Regions from separate parts of the Homo sapiens genome. Here region 2 is linked to region 1. Evidence: read pairs that join two places in POLR2A ChIA-PET (ENCODE). Cell type or tissue: OCI-LY7. All regions are shown on one strand. Links, peaks and the distances in the headings refer to the core of each region. The heading gives the core; the rest is flanking DNA. Region 1 overlaps PCDH9 (protocadherin 9). Region 2 overlaps PCDH9 (protocadherin 9).

Region 1 (5,397 bases), core at 312-5,311:
ATATCTACTTCTTATTTAGTTGATAAAGTTAATTGAACTAGTAACAAATCTCCACTACATTCTGCTCTAAATACAAATCAGTAACTTTATCGTGATGGTTTCAGCTGTTCCAACAAAAGGAAATGATTTTGGCCCCAGGATATTATCAAAAGGTATTTTTGGGGTACTACCGTAGTGTGTAATATTTTTATTTGTTGTGTCTCATTTATGTTATTATGTCACTCACATACTCAAACATTACAAACTTGTATATTGAGACATGAAAAACTTACTTATAAAATGAATATAAGTTAAATTAAGAAAAATAGTAAAAGCTGTTGGTGATTATGCTTCTACCATGAATTCAATCAATCTCAGAAATATGATCCATATACTTTGAGGCATTTTAGCTGGTTTGATTACACCATGGATGCCATTACTTCAACAGGGATGCTTTCCAGTCTATGGAATAATTGGAAGCAAGAACCAGCAGGTTTCAAATGATTCCAGCTGTGTTAAGTACTGACTGTGAAACAGATTCTCTCTTATATGTGATTTTGTAATAGGAGTGATGGATACGGTGAAAATTCCCAGATGGGTGGAGCTTCTGGGTAATCTATGGGGACGTAAATTCATTACAAACACTAAAAGGAACAGAATAATTTTAAAACATGACATGCAAATGAAATAGGTAAAATACTCAAAATGAAAGACGAAGCAATTATACAAATGTGAAACAACAGGGATTAAGATAAAAAACAACATCAAATATGCTATATTGAGATACTGTTATGAAGATCAATTTTCCAAAAGTCCTAAATAATCTGAAACCAGATAGTGTTTTAACACAAAAGCAGATGAACACAGGTGAGTCGTGAAAAAGATACAATAGAAATCAGATTCAAGAAAACAACCAAAAACAAAATCAAGAAAGCATTCACTAAATGAATGTGCAAACATCTGTCAATGGCAAGCTGGTATTCTTGGACAGGAGGTAGAAAAACAGGTAACATTTTCTGAGTGTCTGGCTATTGCGAGCCAGATATATATATATATATATATATATATATATATATATATTCACTTAATCTTAGGACAACTTTATATGGATTTGGCATGATTACACCCATTTTGCAGACAAGGAAAGCAAGGACTAGTGCATTTAAATGATGTGCCCAGTATCACAGTCTTTATGTAGTAGTTCATCAAGTCAGTTTTTGTTACTCCAAATATCAAATTAGTTCTCTAGTCTCCATTTCTTCAGTCAGAAAAAGAATTAAATAGGCCAAATAATCCCAAAGGTGCATTGGAAACTTGAGAATGTGTAACTATTCTATAAGTTCTATTAGACACCAAGTTTATCTTTCTAAAATTAATATAGTTGCTAGACACTGCATTAATCACTATTCAGTTATTATTTTGCTTCTTTTTATAGAATTTATACTTGATTCTGGCATACTGTCTGGATGGCTCAAAAGTCTATTAAGAAAACTTTAATGTGATACGGTATTTTTCTTACAAACACGTATCTCTATCAAGCACCTATGAAAGTACATATATTGATCATTATGTTTAGAAGTAATAAATCAATGATCTAAGTACTGAAAGGTTTAAATAAAAGGTTGGGGTGAAGAGGCTTGGAAGTGAAGGAATTTGATCCTGTTTGTTTAGCTCACCTCTTGCCTTCTCATTATTTCCTAATATGAAAAACCATGATATGATGGGCAGACATAATGATATGTCCAAAATTACTGAGAAAATGGGACCCACAGACATCTCTAAGTGATGGAAGAATATATTTTGAACATAAATGATGTCTTTCTTGAATGATTGTTGTAAAGATTAAATCAGTGGAAAATCTTATATATATAAAATAAAATTTCAAGATCACTGATCTTCAGGTTGCATCAAAATTTACTGAATGCCTACTAAGTTCACTCTTTTCAGCACTGTTGTGGGTTCAGTGTTAGAAATACAAAGGTAAGTAAGACACAGTCTCTTACTTTGAGGAACTTTCTTATATTCTCTAAGATTTTCATACTTTAAGTAGTGGCATACCAGTATTTGGATTTACTGAGTTGCCATTTGAGACCAAAAGATCATCAGGAACCAGGGCCATGTGAGGAACAATCCTGAAATACGCCTGGGTTCACACAGTATCAGCTGGAGAGGATGCACAGTCCCTGCAAATAACAGATGGTCCTGCAAGAATAGTTTAAACCCTGAGGAGTGTTGCTCCCAGTATCATACAGAAGTCAATAACCCTTAGCTAAAGCAGAATTTAATTGTCTAAAACAGAGACTTTAGGTGTCAAGAAGCTTTTACTTAATTATTATCATGCTTAAAAATCAATCAATGAATTCAACATATTTTGCTACCACTGCATGGCAGAAAATCTTGCCATTTAAGACCAAGAATGAAAATGAGTTTATGTCATACTAAAATATCCTAAAAATTGTGTCAATTTTTACTATGGTGTAATACAATTTTGATACCTATTTAAGTTTTAAGGCAAAAAATGATGATTTTGTATAAATTCTACCATCTCTTTTATGTTGGAAATTTGAATGGGTTGAGAATGCATTGAAATATTATTACTCTATATACCTAAATCTAACATTATTCCTTAACTTGGAAAAAGGCATCAGTAAGAAAAACTCAATACAAAAAATAGCAAAGGAAAATATATTATCTGAGACCATAAGTCAGAATAAATATGAATTTACTATTTCTAGCAAGAAAGGACACATCATAGATTTTATTTCACACTTTGTGGTTGTCTTAAGCAACATATATATATATATATATATATATGGATATATATACGGAAAAGATTATGCAGAAATAATATTACATCACTTTAAAATCCATCAAGAAACTAAGAAATCAGATGTATTAACAACATACATGAATATAGTCCACCTAGTGAATGACAAGAAATGGAGCAAAGAAAAGTAGCCAGTCCAGGTGTGTTCCCAGCTGACACACAGAAGGAAGGCTATTGTGATTCTAGACATCCAATGTGAAAATCGGTTCAATGACATGAATATATGACACAGGAGGGCATCAACTCACAACTCAGAACTCACTCCATTTTGTCTCCATTTGTCATTTGCACCTTCTACAAAAAGTTTCCTGCCGAATCCTATGTAGCTGTGTATTTGAAAGTCCTCAGCATGCAGCTGCTATCACACAGAGGCACAGATTGGTTGCATCCACCGAATCCAAAAAACCACCAGTATTTTTCTTTCCAGAAAATGTCTACTATAGAACTACTACTGTCAGCAGAAGACATTCTCCTTCTATAAAAGATACAGCTTCATTTCATAACTGCTTCTGTGTTTCCGTTCTTTTCTTTATTGAGGTTTGTTTAATGAGGAAAAAAAAAAACCTAATTCACTGAATTGCAGTTGCTATTGTCTTGCACAAAAACTGTTTTCTTTTCTAAATCAATCATCTATTATGACTCTCACAGGCCCCTGTGCCTACTGTGGGCTGCATATGGATTACACACTTTTTCTAATAGGTGAAAATATAGGATTTATAAAATCATTTTAAAATATGCATGGCTATTTGCTCCAATTTATATCTAACAGGGCTAGTCAAAGACATTAAGTATTAAAGAACTGCAAGGGATTTTACTGAACATTGTCATGAAGCTAAATATATTGAAATCCATGTATGTCTAGAACAAAATGCTGTGCTACAAATACACACCATATTTACAAATGCAGCAAAGATGAATTCTAAAAATACAGTTTGAGAAATGATTCAATAGTAATTCCTATGAGGATGGAAGCATTCACTTGGTACCCAGGCCTCTTCATTATGGTAATGCTATATAGTCTTATAGACACCTGGGGTGTTAATCTGATTTAGGTTCAGAAGAGAGTCTGCATACACAATTGAGAGTTTCTTCTTAGGAGAAATGAAGGCCAGATCATGGGCATCAGAGATACCACAAGGAAGTACAAACAAGCCTGCATCATCTATCTTGAATAATTAGAATCATCCAACAGCAAATCAGTCCATTGTAAGGCATGTATTTGAGATTTTTATTCTTTCAGTCACATCCAGTGTTTCTGCATTTGGAAAAAATAGGCAAGACTAATTCCCTAGGCTATAAATCACTCTAATGTGGAGGGAAATGTGTTAGCTAGTTGTATTACAAAGCCTTTACTTCATATTTAATAGGCACCTGCAATACCAGCATTATACAAAGCTCTCTACTTTGCAAATCTTTAAAACCCCACTTAATTTTCAGCACTGATTTCCTGCAATCTAAGAGCTTATGAAGGGTTCACTGTGTTCATACAGATCTATGCAAAATGTGCCAGAGCTTCCCTGTCTGTGATGGCATTCATCTGGAGGTGAATCCCAAATTTCTATCACTGGCATGCTTATTTCCGACTAAAATAAATATTCTCAGAATGAAAGCTGAAGATTAAGAGGACAAAAAAGGAGGCAAAGTAACTAGCACTGGGAGAGATATATGCAAATATCAGCTCAATGACAATTCTTCATACCGTTTACAATAGAAGCTTAAAGATCCAAATAGTCTGCAATCCATTAGCTCCTCAATATCCTGAAAGGGATTAGAGTGTTTCTTAATCAACTGCTAACAGGCTGAAAAAGGCCCAGAGAGTGGTTATTAACAAAGCAGTGTAATACTCAAATGCAGAGATGGTTGGATAGAGAGACAAACTATAGAAGAATGTTAAAATACAAGATATTACACAAACATGATAAAATTGACCACATTTCCATTCTTTCCTACAGCCCACACAATTAAATATCCACATAAATTACTAAGTGGTGAAGCTGTACGTAGCAGGCTCCTTTCAAGAACAGGTAAGTTCATTTCATATATTTTCTCAAGGATCCAGAATAATTAGTATAAAATGATAGAATCAATCAAATATTCCTCAAAGACCTTGACTGTGCTTCTATCTTTGCCATTCTTAGCTGTACAGGTGGTCTCAAGCCCATCATTTAAAACGTGATATGTGCTTATGGCACTCTAATCAATCAAACTGTAAAAGATCAAGGGAAAATATTTTCATATGCCATTTAAATAATGAATAAATATGTAAAAACAGATCCCTAATGAATGACTTTGAGTTCTGCATTTCTTATATTTATATGCTATGCCTCAGAAAATTCTACTGATTCTGCCACTATTCTTGTCTATCAGAGACAAACTGTCTATAGGACAAAAATATGAATGAGAAAGATTAAATATGGGTTGTTTTTCCAGTTTATTTCTGTATCACTCTTTACTGTTAAAAAAGGACAGTTGTTTAACTTATTTAGGAATTTGAAAATTTAATGAGTCTTGGCTTACAGAAGAAAAGAATATAAATCAAAAGCAAAATGTCAATCATGGTAATAAATCTTTTTTGTTCTATGTTTCTGGTG
Region 2 (5,397 bases), core at 106-5,105, 560 kb before region 1:
TTTCTTAAATCCCCAGAAGGAAATGAGAGCATCTGAACTTTTAAAAAGGAGTATAAAGCAGAAATAGCTCTTGCAGCAGAAGAGCAAGTCAGAGCAAGAGGAACAAGGAAAAGAAAACAACAGAAATGAGCTTCCTCAGACAAAAGCCTATGTCCATTTTAATTACACCGATTTGCCTAGACCACCAGGCAATCTATGTTAGAATTCATTAGCGTGGCTCGGGGTCCAGAATAAGTTATACAGAGATCAGTGGATATAAAACATTATAACCAATTACACAAGTTTCTACTCCAGTTCCAGAAAAGTTATGGAAGTCTCAGTTCCTGTGTGTGCCATCACTTTAGCCTCCAGGAAGCTATCTCTTAGTCTCTCCTACTGTAAACATGTCTCCCTGAGTCACCACAGCATCTGTTGTTTCTAGGTGAAGGACTAATACAAATAACAGGGAGGCGCCTGGCATCTGGCCACCTGAACACAAAGTCACTTAATCATACGGGAGTCTCTTCATTGCTATGATCTCAAGCATTTCAGGAAGAATGCCAAATGGAGAACAAAGAGACTGGCAGGCAAAGAGCTCCTGGTTGCCTGGATTACGTCACAAGCATAGTTTTTGCCAGATTAACATCTATGCTTTTACTGACTCCAAATGTGACTTTAAACAAAAATTCTCATTCTCTGTGCAGTATTTTACAGCAATTGGAAATCCAGTATTGAAGCGATTCTTTGGAATCCAGCAGATCTGAATGATGGGTGTGAGTGCATGTGCATATGTGAATTATATTCTAAGAACTCGTGGAAATAGATGTCATAATATCTCCTCCTGCCAATGGAGCAGGGAACAACATCCTACACTCCTGGGCATATCTGTGAGTGTAAAGCATCACCACTTACAAGGATTACCTGTTTATTATGATGTGCATTATTAGCCTAATGCTTACTCTTTCAGAGCCTGCACATCAAAGAAATCTACAGTCCAATCGGCCCTCTGTGTTCCAGGGTTCTGCATCCTCAGATTCAACAGACTGCAGGTTGAAAATTCACAAAATAAAAATGCTTCTTAAAAAATGGCATTAAAGAGAAAAATACAGTGTAACAACTATTTACATAGCATTTAAATTTTACTGGGTATAAGAAATCTAGAGATGATTTTTAAAATATGGGAGGATATGCCTAGGTTATATGCAAGAACAATGCCATTTTCTATCAGGTACTTAAACATCTGAAGATTTTGGTATCTTCTGGGTTCCCAAAACCAGTCCCCCGATTGTACTAGTAAAACCTTGCTTTTGTTAGATTTTGGTTGTTTGAATTTTTTGTGTTGAGTGGAAATAATGAATACAATAATCAGAAACACTATTACTTTGAGATATGTTTAATTTGTAAGTAATGTTTATATCTCTTTGAATTTCCCAAGTTGATATAAAAACACATTTATTTTAGGTTAAGAGGTACCTTTAGCTTTTAAAGATTATTTATGTGTCTGTTCCAGTCTATTGCTTAAACTATAGAATAAACAATTCTTAAGGGTAATATTTAGTCATGATCATTTATTGGTTAATTTACTTTTTATTTTTATGTCCTTCCTCAAAACTTTCATGAATGTATATACATATAGCAATCAATTTTATCTTTTCTCTACAGCATTAACATGAGTTATCTTCAGATTTAAAATGCCAAAATCATTGTATTTTACAAACACAATTTAAACACTCATTTGTTTATTCACAATGTTTTCTTAAACATGTATCTATACATTCTAGGTTCAGGACATGCCACATAATCAATGTGCTAAGTAAGTATGATGTTGTAATTTAATTGTTAGAATTATTTTCTTAATGGTATATAAAATGATGATACTTTGTACTTTGCAATCTATGACTTTTCCTATCTGTTGAAATTCTATGTTGATATCCAAGAGGAGGAAAAGATCAGAACGAACATTTTTAAAGCATTTATTGTTTTCTGGTGACTACATTAAGAGTTTTATGTTTTATATCATATTCATCAAATTATGACTTAAGAATTAGTGTCTTCTTTTTGCAAAGGATAAAATAGACTTCAAGACATATAAAAACTAGCCTCCTCCAAGTCATATTTTGTAAGTACAATTGTCAGGATCAAATCCCTTGCTTATTTGCATATACTTTCTCCATTGCAAAAAACAAAACAATAAAACACAACAACAACAACAAAAAGCAAAGCCTAAATTATCACAGATGATGAGAAAATTAACCGAAATTAAAGAAATGATAATAATAACAAAAATATATTAAATGGCCAATGCAATGGAAAATCGAATACTCTTCCACTAGTTTATAAGCACCATGTAGACAAGGTCATGTTTGTTTCACTGTCAAATATATAAATGTATCCCTAGCCTTAGAACAGTGCTCAATAAGTATTGACTAAATCATAGAATTTGTCTCAAAGGCTTATTTTGTGCATGCACTAGTCATCCAAAAAGAGGTAAAACACCATTAGGTTTCATCAGACTTGATAATAAGTTTCACTACATTTTATATCCTTGGGGAGGACCAGTGCTCCAAGTCAGAATGACTTACAGAAAAACAACTGCTAAAATAGGCCTTGGAACATTTGAAACCAGATACAGTTTAATGTGGTTTATCCCTCCACTTAAGTTATGTTTGTGTGTGTGTGTTTGTGTGTGTTTGGTAGAACAAGCAAAGAAGAGGTTTGCTTAATCTTTCGCAGGTTTTAATTTTCTTCTCCAGTTTTACATCACGTGAATCCTGCTGCATCTTCCCTGAAAGACTTTTTAAACATTTTTTTTTTCTGTTACTGCTTCTGCCTGCTCAGCCTCCTTCCCCGATCTCTTAATTCTCTATATCTTCTGTTCTCAACTTAACTCCACCCATTAAATCATCAAAGAAGCTGATTTGGGGTGTGTGCCTGTGTGTGTGTGTTTTAGCTTATTTTTAGCTAGGACTAGCGCATGTACAAGTGGCCAAAACTAGTGAAGTATAACAAGTTAACAGCAGAGTCAAGGATGACACTATTTAAGGTGCCATTGCTTTGCATGACACTGAAATAAGCTTATTAACTGCTGGCGAATTCTAAGCTACACCACCTCAAAGTGGTAAAGATTTAAGTCTTTCCAATGTTTGGAGCTAAACGAATGCCTAAAATCTTTCTCTTTTTCTCTCTAGCTTTTCTCGGAGTTGAAAGTGATAACACACCACCACATGGTCAAGTGAATCATAACCTGCTGGGGCTTGAGGTATGGAAGACGAACAGTGGAGGAAAAGGTATCTTCCAGCCTGGTGAAATGCCGTGGAAATGTGAGGCCATTTATTTTTTCTAAATGCCCCAGCAACAGCTCTCATTCACTTGCAGAAGCAAGAGCTGTTCTGACTACTCACAGTATATGGTGAGATCTTTATTTCTTTGCCTTTTTTTTTACTGTGAGTTTCCTTTTTTGTCATCATTGACCTTATAATGAATCACTGCACTGTCTGAGTAATGAGGCTGCAGTAGATAAGGTCTCCTGAGAATATGAAGGAAGAAGTATGTTCAGCAACTGATTACTGACTTATCCACCTGATTATAGTGACCAATCTACTCATATATCTGATTTCAAATGCCCAATACAATGTTAATAATCTTATTAAAACTTCTTTGCAGTAAAAATCAAACTTCTTTGGTTGATGTTTTTTCTTAAATTTTTAAATTCTAAGTAGAGCAGTAGTTTTAAGATTGCACAATACAAATATTTTAGTGATGCTTCTGGAAATCCATCTAGCAACTTGTTATTTACAATATACTATTAGTAGTACATTATAAATAACTGAAATCTAAAACATAATTCATAAGGAATACAGAAAGAAAATAGAAGGGAGGATATCAGTTTAAATATCATATTTAACAATTTGATACTTGGAAACAAAATAGTTAAAATAATCAATCCCATTTTATTTTCTTTTTACATTTTATTTTCTTTTTAAGAATTTTGATTTGCTTCTGGAAATATTTTATATTTTAGTGATGTTTCTGGAAATCCATCTAGAAACTTGTTATTTACAATATGCTATTAGTAGTACATTATAAATATCTGAAATCTAAAACATAATTCATAAGGAATACAGAGAGAAAATAGAAGGGAGGATATCAGTTTAAAATAATAATTTAACAATTTGATATTTGGAAACAAAATAGTTAAAATAACGAATCCCATTTTATTTTCTTTTTAAGAATTTTGATTTGGTGACATGCTGGTTTAGCAATAGCCATAATTATGCTGCCATTTCCTGTTTCCTTTATTAACTAAGAATTTCAAGATGAAGAACCTTATTTCTTATAGAAAGTTAGCTGAGCATTTTCCTTTCCCTTGTTGGAACTGAAGAATTGAGATAACTCAGAAACCTAACACTTCGATATGAGTTCTAGTGCTAGGAGGATGAGTGTCCTTCATTTTGATCTTTGCTAACTTTAAGTGACACTTCTCATTACCCCTCACCAGCTCTTCCCCAAAGCATCCTGCCTTTTCACAAGCTGTGAATGAGAACTCTGACTGGCGTTACCAATATTGTTTGCTGAGTAATAGTTTGTTTTCAATGTGCGGCTTCAGGATCATTTACTAATTAAAATTGCTTTACCACTGAGAGGTCCCCTGAGGTATGCCCTTGTTTATCTGGATTATACCATGAAGTCATAGTTGAATCAATCCTTAGACCATAATTTTCTGCTAATCCAAATGAAAAGTTGGAAATAATAAATTGATAAAACTCACACAATTTTATCAGCACACATGTACAATTAGGTTTATCATAAATCAAATAAACACAAACACAGATATCCAATCTGACACAGGAAGACAAAGCTTAAATGTGGAGCAATGGAACTATATGACTAACTTTTAAATATGCTACTGATAAAGGGGGAAGGGTGAACTTTAAAGAAACTGCATTTTTCTAGTCAATTTGTATTTATAATCAAAAAGTTCTGGAGTTATAATATCATAGCCTTTGGGCCTTATTTAACATATCCACGCTTTACGAAATCATCACTCAAGTAAACCAATAAAATAACTTAGGCTGACTTTCCCACAGGTTAATATTGTGACATGCTCAGGTCCTCAGTGTTACATTTGTTTAAAGCTGTGGCATGATGAAAAATTATCCTTTGTGAGTATGTGTGTGTGTGTGTGTGTGTATGTGTGTATGTGTGTTAGGAAGTGGGGATAAGAAAGCCTCAATAACTTTGATTGCTTCAGTGTAGCTAGCAACATCAAAACAAATATCAAGTATATCAAAGATGAGAACCTAAAGAATGTCACATAAGGCCGGGCGTGGTGGCTCACCCCTGTAATCCTGGCACTTTGGGGGGCTGAGGCGGGCGGATCACCTAAGGTTGGGAGTTCGAGACCAGCCTGACCAACAT

What was found. Peaks named below come from ENCODE experiments on the same cell type or tissue, not always from the same donor. Only the 100,000 strongest peaks of a DNase experiment are listed, where the experiment ranks them.
Region 2: POLR2A ChIA-PET joins it to region 1 with 11 read pairs; 3 of 35 experiments call an interaction of 5 or more read pairs at or near these places.

Annotation. Positions count from the first base shown.
Region 1 is chr13:67,213,915-67,219,311 of GRCh38, forward strand. The region is part of intron 2 of PCDH9 (protocadherin 9); the gene reads right to left. Among named protein-coding and RNA genes, the nearest start is that of PCDH9, 14 kb to the right of the region's middle. In OCI-LY7, for the core only: no CTCF peak of the experiment used is centred there; no DNase peak of the experiment used is centred there.
Region 2 is chr13:66,656,894-66,662,290 of GRCh38, forward strand. The region is part of intron 3 of PCDH9 (protocadherin 9); the gene reads right to left. It overlaps LOC105370247 (a long non-coding RNA gene), which reads left to right. Exons shown (of 3, transcript XR_007063818.1): 3 at 3,168-3,252. Among named protein-coding and RNA genes, the nearest start is that of PCDH9-AS2, 170 kb to the right of the region's middle. In OCI-LY7, for the core only: a CTCF peak has its summit at 3,191; DNase peaks (open chromatin) are centred at 2,958 and 3,268; H3K4me3 peaks cover 3,615 bases; H3K27ac peaks cover 4,732 bases.